2 separate regions of the Homo sapiens genome follow, and region 1 is linked to region 2. A link is an interaction called in ENCODE POLR2A ChIA-PET data of the cell type or tissue named here. Cell type or tissue: MCF 10A. All regions are shown on one strand. Each heading gives the region's core, and the rest is flanking DNA. Links, peaks and the distances in the headings are about the cores only.

Region 1 (8,342 bases), core at 145-8,144, 75 kb before region 2:
TGGATTTGTCTGTTTTTATTTTTGACTTACAACGCTATCCTGATCTCACTCCTCATTCTGGGCAAGGCCCAACCCCTTCTACTTTCACAACTGCTCTGCCTGGTCTCTACCTGCACCCTAAACCCATAAGGGACAAAAGCAAGAGTAGCAGCAACAAATTCAGGTAGAAGAAGCCTGGATATGTGAAGGTCTACCTTGCTCTCAAAGTTTATAAGCACTTCTCTTGGCAAAACTTAACTTACTCCTAAAATATTTTGCCAGGTTTTATTGAATAAATACTGTTTTATGAGCTTATCTCTTACTAAAGCAAGCCACCTTAAGGTGGCCTTGGCATTTTTTGTTTGTTTGTTGAAGGAAATATTGAGCCTCTCAATCATCCTTAAGCCAGGCCAGCTTCTACCCTCTGTTGTGGTGACCATGGAACACAGGGCAGCTGCTGGGAAGGATGAAATCCCTCTCCAAGTGCTAAGTTACCCTTGGAGCAAAAGCAAGGAGGCAAAAAGAGGGAGGGCTATAAAGGGGTATATATTATACATATGCCTGAATATGTACAGAATATTTCGGGAAGCCCAGATAAGGCTGCTAAGTGTGATTGCTGGGGGATGGGGGTTGGCGAGATGGGGAATAACTGGGGTACTGAGGATACTGGGGAAGAAGAAGACCAATTTTAATGTATACTCTTTTTTTTTTTTTTTCTTTAGAGACAGGGTCTCACTCCACGGTACAGGCTGGAGTACAGTGGTGGAGTCATAGCTCACTTCAGCCTCCTGAGTCGCTGGGACCATAGGCACATGCCACCATGCTGAGCTAATTTTTTTTTTTTTGTAGAGTCAGGGGCCTTGTTTTTTGCCCTGGTCTTGAACTCCTAGCTTCAAGTGATCCTCCTGCCTCAGCCTCCCCAACTGCTGGGATTACAGGCATGAGTCACTGTGCCCAGCTATATACCCTTTTGTACTATTTGAATTTTGTTTTACCGTGTGCACATATGACTTTTTCAATAAGCACAGGTTGTTTTGTTTAATGCATTGATGTATAATGTTACCATTCTTGGGAGGATTACATTTGAACATGACTTCAGCTAAAGGAATCTGTCACTGATAGAATTTCAGGTGGCTGGCCAAGTAGGGTGGCTCACATCTGTAATCCCAGGACTTTGGAAGGACTAGGCGGGAAGATCACTTGAAAGCAGGAGTTCGAGACCACCCTGGGCAATATAGCAAGAGTCTGTCTTTTTTTTTTTTTTTTAAAGGAAAAAAGGAAAAGAATTTCAGGTGGCTGACTCTCTAGCTATTAAGGTAGAGGAGGTAGTTTTTGCTAGAAGAAAGCCCTTCCCAACTCTTCTGAAGTTATGATGACAGCTCAAGACGGAGCCGACCATGTTTCTGGGAGAAATTCTATGGTGGGCTATACTTGTATTTAGGCAGGTCTCCAGCAAGAGAATGTCCTAGTCAAGAAAGTGCGGCTATGGCCTTCACTGTCCCTCGACAAGGTGAAACCTGCTCTCTCCCCCAGCCAGAGGAGAGAGAGGTATTTTTAACCTTGGTGTTGGCTAACGCAGGGTTTCAGGTATTCTCCGGGGTGTACTATGAGACAAGAAAGCCACGATATAACACTTAGACTCATTTGCCCTATCTCAATGTGCTGGTTTTATGCACCTTGGAGAATTGGACCATAAAAGCTGTAATAAGTGAAAACTATTTATTATGCTTCTCCAGTAACCCTTTGGCTATTGTCTTTCTTTTGCTTCTGAAGCAGAAGTGCAGTGCAGCAGTGGGTCGCTAACCTTACCCTCACATCCTTTGGCAAGGGGATAGAAAAATTACCTCCATAGCATTTGCCTTAAGTAGACCAGGAAGAGAAACCAGATTTGGGTCTATTACAAAAGAACTAGAATTACAGGAAGGTTATTTAGGTTCTCTTCAGAAGGTGGCATGCGTTAGTCATTAGATCTAATGGCACGTGCGTGAGACAAACCAAGTCAACAGGAAATGGATCATGCCATCTGTGAGAAGAGGACAAAAGTTGAAGCATGTGTGCTATGCAGAGTCTTTGCAGATTTGGGGAGGGTGGATTTTTCTCTCACCAAAAGAAGGAGTGGAGAGATGTTGATTTCCAGAATTGATTAACAGAAGAGGATGCAGACACTTCACTTAAATAAATATATCCCCACAAGCTACCAGCTGAGCAACTGCTGGGCTAGAAAGTAACTTGAGTTTAGACCCATTTGGAGATAACTGTCCCTTCCATAAAGAGAAAAGAAGGCTAAATTTAAGCAGGTGGTGAGTTTGGTTAAAAAAGAAAGGCAACAGCTTCGGAAACCACCAGCATTCTGATTACAAGGCTATGTGATCCTTTCAGAAACTGGAGCCTATTCAAGAATCTAAATCAAATTCAGTTTAGGTTTTTGGGGTTCAAACTGGTCTAAGAACAATCCTGACCTCCTAGCAGTCTCTCAGTCAATGAAGAATGGGCTTCTCTTGTATCATGGATATAGAATACACCTAGTTGCAAGGCAGGGACAGGGTAATATACAGTTTATAGCTGTCCAGACTCCAAATGCTTGTTGGAACCCCTCAAGAAGCCCTTTGGGGCTGGAAGGGAGGAGGGCTACTTCCAGATTTCTGAGTCACCTCAAAAAAGGTAGCCTTGGAAGCCAACTCCTCTCTGCTGCGGTCTCTGCATTTTACATCTCCATTCTCCTCTTTCTACCCCTTCAGCTTCCTAACTATTCATCGTCCCTCTTCTTCCTGACTGGGATTCATGTATTAGCTTTTTAAAAATGAAACCCCAAGAATCACTTGAACCCGGGAGGCAGAGGTTGCAGTGAGCTGAGATCACGCCACTGCACTCCAGCCTGGCAACAGAGTGAGACTCCACCTCAAAAAAAAAAAAAAGAGAGAAGAGAGAGAGAAAAGAAAGAAATCCTAATATAATAAAATTATTATGACCATGTGGCTATATGACCATTAAATATTTGTTTTGCACTTCATTCCTTTTTATTTCTTCAGCAAAATGAAATGACCCAATTAATTGCAGAACCCTGAAATCTCACTAATTTTTAAAATCAGAATTCATTTACAGACTCTGATCCCTTATTGTAAGTGACTTTATGTAGTTACGGTCTAAAACCTATTACCAAACAGACTTAACTAAACAATCTTGGTTCTTCTGGCCTGCTTTTTAATTGGAAGAGGAATCTGGAAACCATTACAAAATAGACTGCAAATGAGTCACAACAGGTGACTGTATTTTCCTTTCCGGTTTGAGGCAGTGCAAGATAAATTTAGTTTCTATTATTTTTTTTGTTTCTCAGGAAGATCAGAACTTGCTAAATAAATTAGGATTACTGATCTGATCCCTTCAATTTTCATTTCCTTTCAGGGGTGTTTCTGATCAATAATGAAAGGTCTTTTCATTACTCCAGGGCTCCCTGGAATCAGGCCTGAGATGTGATCTTTTTGTTGTTAAAACATGTTTGGACCACTTAATATCCACAGTCAACTCTATGGTTCATGCAGTCTTTTTAATGTAATACTGACAGCGAACAGGTTTCTGGCTCTTGGTTTTTTATTTTATATTCCCTCATTCCAGAAACATGAAATCGGCACACATTGTGTCTAGGATTGTCCTATGAGCTGCATGAGGGAAGAGGTGTACGGTCTGACCTCTGTTTTCAAGGAAATAGTTGGTAACTCTTTTTTTTTTTTTTTTTTTTTTTTGAGACAGAATCTTGCTCTGTCGCCCAGGCTAGAGCGCAATGGTGTGATCTCAATTCACTGCAACCTCCACCTCCCGGGTTCAAGCGATTCTCCCGCCTCAGCTTCCCCAGTAGCTGGGATTACAGGCACCCATCACCAGGGGTAATTTTTTATTTTTGTAGAGATGGTGTTTCACCATGTTGGCCAGGCTGGTCTAGAACTCCTGACCTTAGGTGATCCACCCACCTCGACTTCCCAAAGTGCTGGGATTACAGGCGTGAGCCACAGTGCCCAGCCAGTGACTAATTCTAAGGAAGCCTAAGTGACAATAAATAATGCATAAATAAGTGCTAAGAGTTTAAGGAGGGAAGTATTCCTGTGGGAGATGATTTCTCAGGAAGATATCACAGAAGAAAGCCGTGAAATCAGCATTTAAGGAAGCAGTGGACTCTGAGGCACTTCAGGCAGTGTGGCAGACCAGACACTCTGAATAGATACCCCAACAGAACAACTAGACCTGCATGGAAACATGCTTTTATTTGCATCAGTGAGCTTGTAGGAAGTAAGGGAAATTCCCCGGGGGCAGGGATGAAAATATGAGCTGAATCCAAATGATGAATAGCAGGTGCACAGGAAAGCTGCAGTTACCCTAAAGGCAAACCCTAACAAACTGCCCTATGGAGGCTGTATTAGTCTGCTTGGGTTGCCATAACAAAGTACCATAGACTGGGTGGCTTACACAATAGAAATTTATTTTCTCACGGTTCTGGAGGCTAGCAGTGCAAAATCAAGGAGCTGATAGTGTTGGGTTCTTCTGAGGCTGCCCTCCTGGGTCTACAGATGGTGGCCCTCTTGCTGCCTCTTCCCAGGGTCAACCCTGTGGGCACACCTCATTGGTGTCTCTTCCTCTATAAAGACACTAGTCATATTGAATTACAGTCCCACCCCAAGGGCCTCATTTTAAGTTAATCGCTTTTTAAAAATCTTAACTGAAAATGGTTGCATTCTTAGGTAATGGTGGTTGCGACTTTAATATATGAATTTGAGAAGGACATGATTCAGGCCATAACAGAGCCTAAGACTTGGGTCAGCAGCAAAGTGAAGGTGCTGAACCCTAGACCTCAGAGTAAGCCAAGGACCCTGGAAGACGTCAAATGTTCCCATGTGGGCAGTGCCTCCTGCGTGCAGATACAAATGAAAATTTCCTCTGAAAGAAAGCAATCTCAGTTTACGCCCTAAGGTTTCCTACAGATTAAGATCAAACAAATGTACAAACACTACCAAAGATCAACATGGGTAAGAGGAGCCTGGACACAGTGGCTCACACCTGTAATCCCAACACTTTGAGAGGCCGAGGTGGGAGGATAGCTTGAGCCAAGCCTGGGCAACATAGGGTGATCTGGTCTCCACAAAAAATAAAAAATTAGCCAGGCATGGTGGCACACACCTATAGTCCCAGCTACTCAGGAGGCTGAGGCAAGAGGATGGCTTGAGCCCAGGAGGTTGAGGCCGCAGTGAGCTGTGATCGAGCCACTGCACTCCAGCCTGGGCAACAGAGCAAGACCCTGTCTCAAAATAAAACAAAAATAGGGGCAAGAGAAACCATGAGTGAGCATCAGCAAAAACAACAGAGTTAGAACCCTCCTAAAACTTTAAGTACTAGAATTATCAGATAAAGAGTATAAAATAAAACTGTATGAAATGTCTAAAGAAATAGAAGTTAGAATCACACACAAAGAAAAAAGAGACAATCAAAAATGATGGAGGTGGCCGGGCATGTTGGCTCACACATGTAATTCCAGCACTTTGGGAGGCCAAGGCAGAAGGATCGCCTGAACCCAGGAATTTAGGACCAGCCTGGGCAACATAGTAAGACCCCATCTCTACAAAATAAAAAAAAATTAAAAAATGATAGAGCTGATTGAAAAAAGATTCACATAGAAATTTAAAAATAAAAACATGAATATAGAAGCCACTGAATTAATATACTCTGAAGATGTCTACTATTTATATATATATGAATTTTTAAAAAGCTCAATGGAAGGATTAAATAGATTAGAAACAGTTGAAGCAAAAATTGGCTAACTGGTAGTGAGATCTTAAAATGTTTAGATGTTAGAAAATGTTCAGCATATGTCTAACTAGAGTCTCAGAAGGAAAGATCAGAGAGACTGCAAGAGAGGCAATATTTGAAGAGATCATTGCTGAGAACTTTCCAGAATGATGAAAGATAAGAATCCACAGATCCAGTAAGAGCAATCCCCACAAAGAAAAATAAATTTCTTAAAAATCGAAACCTAGGTATATCATAGTAAAATTTGCAGAACACCAGAGATAAAGGGAAGATCTTTTCTCAGAGAAAAAAGACAGATCACCTATAAAGGTGCGTGGCAATAGACAGCAGAATTATACTTTCAAAGTTTGACAAAAAAACTCCTGACAATTTGGGACTGTACATCTATCAAAACTATTTTCCAAGAACAATAATGAAATGAAAATGTTTCCAGATAAACAAAAATTGAATTTACCACCAATGGGACCTGCACTAAGGGAACTTATAAAGAATCTTGTTTTCATTTGAGTTTCCTCCAAAATATGAGTGCCAGTATTTTACTTGCAAGGTGATCTCAGGAAATAGTTGTAGGCAAGTAGGAAAGTGAGAGAGGAAAAAGGAAAGGAAGCCAAAAAAATTTCATTATCAAGCAAGTCACCACCATTGGCAACCGGAGCTTAATCCTACTGAGGAACCCTGGGGCCAGGAGAGAGAATTCTCAGTTTTCCATCCTAAGGGGCAAGAGAGCTGGGGTATTCAACAACTCCCTGCAGACTCTTGGGAACAGGCCCCCCAAAATCTGGCCATAAACTGGCCCCAAAACTGGCCATAAACAAAATCTCTGCAGCACTGTGACATGTTCATGATGGCCATAACTCCCGGGCTGGAAGGTTGTGGGTTTATCGGAATGAGGGCAAGGAACATCTGGCCCACCCAGGGCGGAAAACCACTTAAAGGCGTTCCTAAGCCACAAACAATAGGATGAGGGATCTGTGCCTTAAGGACATGTTCCTGCTGCAGATAACTAGCCAGACCCATCCCTTTGTTTCAGCCCATCCCTTTGTTTCCTATAAGGAATACTTTTAGTTAATCTATAATCTATAGAAACAATGCTTATCACTGGCTTGCTGTTAATAAATATGTGGGTAAATCTCTGTTCGAGGCTCTCAACTCTGAAGGCTGTGAGACCCCTGATTTCCCACTTCACACCTCTGTATTTCTGTGTGTGTGTCTTTAATTCCTCTAGCGCTGCTGGGTTAGGGTCTACCTGACTGAGCTGGTCTCCGCACAGACCTTATTTGAGGGCTGTTCCCAGGAGACATTACTTCCCCCTCATTTTTTGCCTGCTTCCAGCAGAAGCAGAGGGGCTGCAGCAGCCAGAGAGAGCCCTTGGGCACAATCACAGGTGTTGAGAGTGCGAGGGCCAGTTGAGCTTGCAAATTGTGCTGAGAGGATGTGGAAGGGCTACTGGCATTGTCTACTACTAATGGACTGCCTGAAATGGAAAATGATGGCAAAGGGAAGATCTGGCATGCTATAGGAAATAATGAGTCAATATATTGGCAAACATGCAGGTAAATCTAAACACTTTAGGTATAAAATTATAATATTAGGATCTAATTTGTAGTTCAACAATAAAACAAAACAGAACTAAAATATCAGACACTAGCATATTTTAAACTAGTGTCTGTATCACTGTTATGGGCAAGAAATTAAAACTTTGGGACTATAAGGTTTTTTAAAAATTGTATTAGTCCGTTTTCACACTGCTAATAAAGACATACCTGAAACTGGGTAATTTATAAAGAAATGAGGTTTAATGGACTCACAGTTCCACACGGCTGGGAGGCCTCGCAATCATGGCAGAAGGCAAATGAGGACCAAAGGCATAGCTTACATGCTAGCAGGCAAGAGAGTGTGTGCAGGGGAACTGCCCTTTATAAAACCATCAGATCTCATGAGACTTATTCACTATCACGAGAACAGCATAGGAAAGACCCACCCCCATGATTCAATTACCTCTCACCAGGTCCCTCCCACAACATGTGGGAATTATGGGAGCTACAATTCAAGGTGAGATTTGGGTGGGGACACGACCAAACCATATCAAAAATAAAATAAAATTTGATCATCTGGATTGGTAGAAGGAGAAAGGAATGTCAACTGAGTTCACCTGATGAAGGAGAAGCTGAGAGGGGAGCTTGTAGTAGCATCAGCTTCCAGAAATGGAGAGCTTGAATGGAGCGGAGAAGTTGGGATGGAAAATGGCCAGAGAGGCAAGGTAAGAGGAGGCTAGCTAGAGAAAAACTTTGAAAACCTAACATTTTATCCCATAGGCCTTGGCCCCACCTTTTTTCTGTCACATACTTCATCATTTAAAATGCTTTGAACTTGTACCACTTTATAAAATATTCACACTATTTTACTAATATATGCATTGTAAAACATATGCTCACAAAGAATTTTTTAAAATGAGAGATTAGAAAGTATAAGCATTTCAAATAATATTTAATATAATTATTCCTTAAAATAATAATTTAGGGGTGAATAAATAAGATGGGCTAAGATTGATTATTTTGAAAATCTTGACT
Region 2 (8,342 bases), core at 297-8,296:
CAAATAAGCAAATTTTAAAAAATGTTAAATGCAAAGCAAACAGTATTAAAGCTTTGGGGACTTAATGATTGAGTCTCCTTACACCTACACAAGATTGGCTAAATACACATACAACTGTGTCACTCTACCAGATTTCTGTTAACATTCTCCAGAATTTAAACTGCAGAATCAGTCATTTGTATGACTGTTTGTCTCTATTAGCAGAGGTAATGACATGTATCAGTGATAGGTAATTGTGGAAAAAAAAACAGCACTTGGAATTAAACCTAGAGTTGGTGATTCTTACAGGGTAACCCAACGGCTACCTTAATTTCTATGATTCAGTTTCTTCATCTACAAAATATTATTTCACAAAGTTGCAGTTGTCAAAGGGACAAGTAAATATGGGATCCATTGTCTTCATGGAAAAACTTTTCATAAAATGTTATTTTATTATAATAAAAAATGTGTGATTGGTTTTCAATTTCAGATTGAATCAAACATAGCATTCTTTGTAATAGCAGGAGATTAACAACATCCCAGAATATATCTTTAAAAGAAGTATGGATAAAGAAAAACCCGTATGCACCTCTGCACACATTTTATGTAATAGTGGTGATACTAATTTACAAAGACAAAGTATATAGGATATTAAAAGTGAATTCTTAATACCTGATCTTGATTCTTATTAAATCTGACTTATGTGTATACAAGATATTATTAGATGAAGTGTTTGTCCAGTAGCTTAGCTTATAAATAACCCCCATTCTAGCTCATTTTAAACAATGTAGTATGAATGATGCCAAAAACAGGCTAGAACATTTTCTTCTTTCCAAGATCTTAGATTTGGTAAACAAGCTACTGCTCCTGGAACTAATCTAGGTCATCATAACCCAAAATCTTTTGAAATATGAGAGTCCCAATTAAGTCTCTTAGGTACTTTTTAGCATTTTAATTTTAAGAATGTGTTTAACTCTTAAAACAGTATATTTTGGTTGCTGTTTGGCCATTTGGTTTATTTGTACCTTGTTATAATGAATGCAAGTCAGTGGGTAATCATTGCAGCAAATATGATTGCTAGGAATCTCATGTAAGTGGAAGTCAATATAATGTATGGCTTAATTTATCCCTGAACTGACCTAACATCACATTTTGTTTTTTAATAAAAACTGGTTTAATGATATGATAAATTTCTGTATTTTCCACAACTGTTAATAATGTTATATTTTAACTATTGCTTAGTCTTCATTACAAATTATTCAGCTGTTAAATGTGTTGTTCAATGTGACATTATTTAAAAACTTAAAAAAAAATCAGCTTCACAGAAATCTTTCTTTGATCAAGAGTTGTCTCATTCCCATTGTTATTAATACAGTATACAACTAATGTATGCTAATGTATTGCTGTTATTTGTGTGTGTGTGTGTGTATGTATGCAGACATATGGTCACATCATGTAGACCTGATGTCTGCAAAGGGAAAGAGGAAACTTCAAATTAAGAGCGGAGTACTGACCTAGGTGGTTTGTAGCACTTAGAGAAATGATTATTCCCACTTTTCAAATAAAGAAATAGATTCAGACAGGTTAAATAATTTGGTAACACATCCTATAAGTGGAAAGAGCTTGAATTTGTGGCTTTCCTCCTTTATGTCTTGCTGCTTTAAGGGGTCTTTCCAATCATGAGGTTGAATTTTGTACAAGCGTGTTTACACTACCATATCTGAACATTATCCCCTATCCCTCAAAGACTATTAGGAATAGAAATATCCTATATGTGTAGCACATTGCTACTTTGAAAATAATTTTATCCTGTCCTATTTTATCCTTACAACATACCAACATTGCAGACAAAGAATGAGGAATTTCAAAGAAGTGCTTAAGATCAAAAAGCTGATCAGAGCTAGGATTTGGGCCAGAACCCACATCGATGGTCCCTAGTTCAGTGTCCTTTTCGACCTCCTTTCACTTTCTCTGGATTAGGTGATCTGTGATCATGAAGTAGTGAAGTTTTACAGATTGAACCTTTTATCGTTGTCTTTGTGATCACACTACAGCTACAAAACAGCTATCTGTTTGCAGTCAAATCCTATTTTTCCATGTTACAAGCAGTGTATTAATGGTAATTTTGAGGTATAATGAGGCTGTCGTTGTGGTTATTGAATGACTAATACATGGGAAATGCTTATATGAGATTTCTGTATTTAAACTTTATTTTTGTGTAATGCCATATTTGCCTTACGGCAAATAGTAAGTAACATATGTAAGAAATTGTTAGGGAAAGGATACTAGTGGTTAAGGGCACATATATTAGATTTAGGAAGACATTATGTTTGAATCCTGGCTTTACCCACTTGGTTCTAGTTACTTGGGCAAGTAACAAGCCAGTTTTAATCTGTGGGGATAACAACTACCTGAGGATCAGAGAAGAGTACGTAAAGAGATTAGCATCATGCCTGGCCCATGGGCCAGTAGGTAGTGGCTATTTAATATATATATATGATACATATATTTAGTAATTATTTAATATGCGTATATGTGTAGTAGCCATTTGAACATTACCTTTGAGGGGTTCTTTTTTTCTATCTGCAATACTTTTTTTGTTTAGAAAGTCTCAAAGATAGCATGTTATCTCTTAAAGTATCTTACTATCGGTAGATCTCAATTATTTCTGCTAACAGAAAACATAGATGATCTGAAATAGTTATTTGAAATTTTCCCATTTTATATTTGGAAAACATAGTTTTGTTTTTAAAACTTTTGTAAAAGATCTACTATCCTATTTGTTTCCCTACAGGAGCATGGTATGTTTCCTGAACTGTCCATTTAGAGAACATACTTAACGACCATGCTAAGTGTGTTCCGGAGGAGCAGGGGAAGGAGGTTTGTTGTGATTGGGGATTGAGAACTGAGAATCTGGGACTAACACTTGTGTATAATTTCATGTTATTCAGATTCTTAGTTTGTAGTCTTGAGATTTACAAAGTAGATAATGCGCCATCATTTTATAGCATACTCATTATTTAGTTTTGTGTACCAAGATGAGCAAACTGGGGAAAAGCAAACTTTTTTCAAAAATGTATGAAGTGCTGTTCTGAAATTTATTGGAAAACTAGCAGCATAGAGGGGAGCATTTCACTAAATAAAATTCTGTCTCAGTTGGATTTAAGTTTTTAAGGTGGCACATCTATTTGGAGTGTCTTTTATCATTTATAATTACATGTTGTGACTAAATACATTTAATGTTTTTTCTGTAAATTCTCTTTTTATATGACATCAATAGATTTATATTATAGATATATCACTACCCTTTAATTTTAAAGTTTAAGGATTATAACTGAAAGGAACTATTCCAAAACAACCCTGGGATTATATATTATAGGAGATAGGAAAAGGTTAATTTTGAAATATAAATTTATTAATCCAAAAAATTTTTAAATTTGATTTCCTTTAACTTCTAGTTGTGACTTGTAAATTTTAGATCTAACTTCCTTATTTAAACAATGAAGATGGTCAAATAAGATGTTCTACTTGCACTAGTCACCTCCCATGATTGTGAAATCAAATCAAATATTGTATAAAAATATAAATGGGGCATGGTGCTAGGTAAACAATTAAGTAGACATAGTACCTACGTTTTAAGCACTTACAGTGTGTTGGAGGAGACTGTCATTAAACCAGTCATTTTGTAAACAGTCTTTCTACATTCTGTGCAGTAAGTGTTAACGAAAAAGTACAGTGGGCCTGTGACTAGTCTTGGATTAGGAAGTTGTACAGATGAGGAAACTGAAGCTCATAATGGTATAATAATCTTATATGTGGTCTCGCTGTTAGTAAATGGCAGATTCATGTTTTGAACACAGCTTGGCCTACCTCCAAATTCCTTACTGTCTCTACCATGCCATTCTTTCTCTGAGTCACCTACCTCAGGCTTATTGTGTTTCCAAGCACGTCTTGTTATTTCTCAGGGGGCTTAGCAGCTCTCCCTCTGGCTAAGTATGGAACCGGTGATCAGATTCTTTAATGAGATTTCTTTAAAGCAATAAGCCTCTTCCGGGTTGTATTTCTTCTGTACTATAGAACTCCAGGAATCCTAGAAGCTTCTTCAGGGGTAGAAATCTTGTGGATTCTGGGTCTGATATGAAATTGCATGCTATTTGTGGCTTCTCACTTAAAAATAGCCTCATAGTGCTCATGGGGCACTTTAGTAACTCCAACACTTCCATCAGACTCCACTCCCTAACCCCAAGACACTCAAGATAAACAAAGATCTGAGTAATAAACGGCATGCTTCTGCTGCGGCCTCAGCCTACTCCCACAAACCTTTCCTGTATGGAAATCCTAGAGCCACCACTGATAATGCATTTTATAGGAAGAATGCAAATAAAGAGTTCCATTGCTTTAAACGTTTGAACCACCATCCTAGTTGATGCGACGTTCAGGGGAAATATTTCTAAAATGAGAAATTTTTATAATTCATCACATCTGTTCATCCCCTACTACCTTCATTGATTCTCCCAAACAGCTTTGTAAGCTGGGGAGGGATTTTTGCTGTTAAAGTTTGTGGAGACAGTATGAACTGGTAAACTGAAGCCCAGTACTTGAAACCTGAAAAAAAGTCTATACTTCTATATCTCTGGGTAATTTTATGATAGCAAAAAGTAAATGAATTTAAGCTAAACGTCATTGTTCTATGTATCCAGAGACATTTTACCACAAATACCTAGTTAAATCTTGTATTGTCAGAGATTACTAAGTAACTGATAATTTTTCCTTTCTGAATCTTTTTCTAGTCAGTCTGGTAACCTGTTTCTTTAGTCCTCTTAAAAGGTACTGCATGCATTTGAGGAGAGACCATTTCAGGACCTATCCCATTTTAAATATGTAACAGGTTGTGCTTTTCTAGGAATTTGTGAAGTTTGTTGTAAAATACTTTATATAAAGTTCCAGGTATATGAAGGTTGACAATGCTTTATTCTGATTGTTGTAAATTTTTGTATTTATACATTTTCAGAGGGTTTCACTTGGTAGAACCTGATTTAATTTAGATGTGAAGTAACTGATTCCTTCCACAACCCTTCTTTGTCTTCAGTTTATGTGCATCACTAACTGAAATAAATTTTTGTCTTACGAATTTCTCTGTTTTAAAAGCAACTGAAGAAACACATTTCAGGGGCAAACGCTAGAATACTTTGCCATTATCAGTCTACTGTTCTTTCCTTTCAAGTTGCCTAAACACAGCTGAGTTTGTAAGACGAGCAAAGAAAACATGACAGTGCTGCCAAGTAGACAGGAAGCTGTAGTGGACCTAGCGAGCAGGGGAGGTTGAGCACACCCTCTGTCCAATCAGCTGTGAGTGCTGTTGCTATGTGCGCTCTTACTCTGCTGCCTTTGTGAAAAACCTTACACGGAGGGAAGCGGGATCAGCACCCAACGCTGAACATTTGTTTTAACCGCTGCAGACATCTGGATCCCTCAGTTACTGATAGTATAGCTATTGATAGCCAGAAGGCAACTTCCTTTATACAAGGATTCCAGTATGGTTTTCAGTGGAAACAAAGGGCTTCACAGAGAAGGTGTGTAGTGAAGTGTTTTTTAACGGCTTTATTTTTAAGCTTCCAATTTTCTGTAGCTGTTTACCAGTTGGCTGTGGTGCTTGCTTTGCATGGATTTTTAATAAATAGGTCTAGGAAAATTATCTCACTTTGAAAACCATTGAACTTAGAGAATTTTCTTTAGCTTCATATAGCCTGTTTTCTTTGAACAGCAGTACTGAAAAGATTATTAAAATGCTGAACTGAACAATGAGTAGGAAGAAAAGAAACCAAGTACAATGTGCTCACTTTAATGGGGAAAAAATGTGATAGAAATGAGAATACAGGGAAGAGAATGTGCATTAGCCAGAAGCATTAACTGTATGTGGGGGCAGGAGGTATTTTTTAAATTAAAGCTGTTAAGACAAATGTATTTTAAATAAGCTGCATATTTTTAATTGAATTCATGTTTCTGAATTTGACAAAGATTGTCAGAATTTAACTAAGTGAGATTTTTGACATAGTTTAAGGAATTGGTGTGCCAAAATCTTTTTATAAAGCATTTCTGAAAATCCTACCTCAAATTGTGCAATCTCTTAATTATTTAATCCATTGACTAGTTCTGTGCAGTTCAGATAAAGCATCATAATTCAACCGCAAAGTCAGTGTAGTGTTCTATTAAACATCCATATAGAAAACTGAAGGATAAGGGATTTTGAAGACAACATACAAGGTTAAACTAGTATTTTAAAATTGAAGTAGGCCTCCTAAATGTAATAATTGCATATCTGACTTAGTTAATACTTCAAATATAGTCAAATCTTATTAAACTGTACTAATATAATATATGTGATAATTGAACAGAGTGTAGGTTACCATTTGTTTATATAGGATCTGGAAAAATTGGTCTGTTCAACAGATTATAGGAAAGTTTTAAAGTGTTTTAATAAACAAAAGGTCTTTTTGTATCTTTCTCAAATACTGTGAAATTAAAGTTTACATATGTGATTTAGCTAATGGTTCTTTTAATTAAAGCAGAGCAGACTAATTAGCATATTGCCCATTTTACGAAGGATCCGTATTGAGCTAATAACCGGCTTTTCCTTTGCTTTTTCGTTTTACATGGCTAAGTGGCCTTTAGTTCACTCAGTGATGTATGTCTGATGAGTAAAGTCAGTATAAGCTCAGAGTTAATATTAGGGCTTTGTTATCTCTACAAACTATATAGTTTGGAATAGGATGGGTTTTGTTGTTGTTCTTTTCAAAAAATACCTGTCATTAGAAAGTCTTAACAGTGTTAGCATTTCTGGTAAGGAGAGATATTTCTTTTCTTTAAAGAGAACTCAAAATATTATCCCATGCTTTTGTGCCCTTTGCTGATCTTTGTAACAATACTATGTATATAACATTTGTATTAAAAAGATGTCTAATAATTGGTGAAAATTTACAAAATAGTCCTTAAAGATTAAAAAAATGTTTTACGTAGACCTACATGTGGCTGAAGTTTAAAAGACTGGCATTTCTTAGATTTTCAAGTTTGTAAGGTGCAGCCAAAAACTTGAATTTGATAGAAGTTATAAAAATTATAGCAAAATAAAGTTATATTATTTGGACTTGGTGGCCTCCACAATATAAAGCACTCACTTCAAGAAGAGCAGCTGTGTGTAGAAGGGGTAGGGGTATGAAAGGGAGTTTGGAGTGAGAGGCAGACACAGGCAGAGAGGACTCAAGTTTGTTAAATATGACTAACCACATGAAAGTCAATCTAGCAATTTTCATTTTTTAGCTGTAACTCTTATGAATTACTAATTTTATTTTCTAATTATAGAACCATAAAAACCAAAGTTTTGTTTAAATTGATTTGCTACCCATTTTATGTTGGTTTATTTCATAAAAATTAATAGAGCCTCCAAGAGAAAGGCTATTTCTCATTCATATGCTGCAAAAGATGGGGGAACATGAAATTGTAAGAAAGTTGAGTGTACTGCTGTGTCACACAGAGGCTTTGCCATTGTGTTCAGGAGGAATATTATTGGCAGAATTCCAGACATTATTGCTGGGCTTAGCACCTAAAAATGTTTTATATACTGGAGCATCTGAAAGTTCCTATTCAGTAGCAGAACTTCAGGGTAGTTGAGGTTTATAATCTAGTCAGTTATAATAACATTGCTAGCATATTTCAGTTTTTTGGATTTGTCTATTATTTGACAATATAATTTTTATTGTCTTTGTCTATGTCATATCTTTAAATTGGCTATTGTTTTGTGCTTATGGAAAAATACTTTAATTCTCAAAAACAGTGATTTCTTTTTTGTTTTTGCCTCTTTATAAGGAATAGCAAATAGAAGTGCTAGTATTTACTAGATGCAGTGATTGCTACAGTTGGTTTTAAGTAAAACAGATTGTTTTTGATTATTTTGAAATCAGGCAATAATATATAATGCTGTTTACAGTTCTTTAAAAAATATGTAACTTAAAAACTCAGATTGGGAAGGGGTAACAATCTGAGTTTTTCTTTTTCTCTAAGTGTTCTGTGAAAATCTTTTTTTAAGTCGTTCCTACTTCAGGTATTATCACAAATGTTTGATTTCTATATGTATGCCTTAAGTGATATATGACACATTTTTTTCCTTGACTCTTCCTTGCGGAAATTTCATTACTTGTTCATAGTTTGAATCTAAGAAATATTTGCTTTTCATAGTCAGCAGGGCCAAAACTTTGGTCTTGACAACTTTTTGTCAGGCATTTTCACATATCGACAGTGTTTTTGCATAAACTGTATTGCTTTTGCAAGTATATAGTAAATTTTTTTCTTAATCTTCAGATGTTATA

Evidence for each region. Peaks named below come from ENCODE experiments on the same cell type or tissue, not always from the same donor. Only the 100,000 strongest peaks of a DNase experiment are listed, where the experiment ranks them.
Region 1: POLR2A ChIA-PET joins it to region 2 with 21 read pairs; 5 of 35 experiments call an interaction of 5 or more read pairs at or near these places.

What each region holds. Positions count from the first base shown.
Region 1 is chr15:52,723,975-52,732,316 of GRCh38, reverse strand. No RefSeq gene overlaps it. Among named protein-coding and RNA genes, the nearest start is that of ATOSA, 49 kb to the right of the region's middle. In MCF 10A, for the core only: no CTCF peak of the experiment used is centred there; DNase peaks (open chromatin) are centred at 1,956 and 3,206.
Region 2 is chr15:52,649,080-52,657,421 of GRCh38, reverse strand. The region is part of intron 2 of ATOSA (atos homolog A); the gene reads left to right. Among named protein-coding and RNA genes, the nearest start is that of ATOSA, 26 kb to the left of the region's middle. In MCF 10A, for the core only: no CTCF peak of the experiment used is centred there; DNase peaks (open chromatin) are centred at 3,871 and 5,311.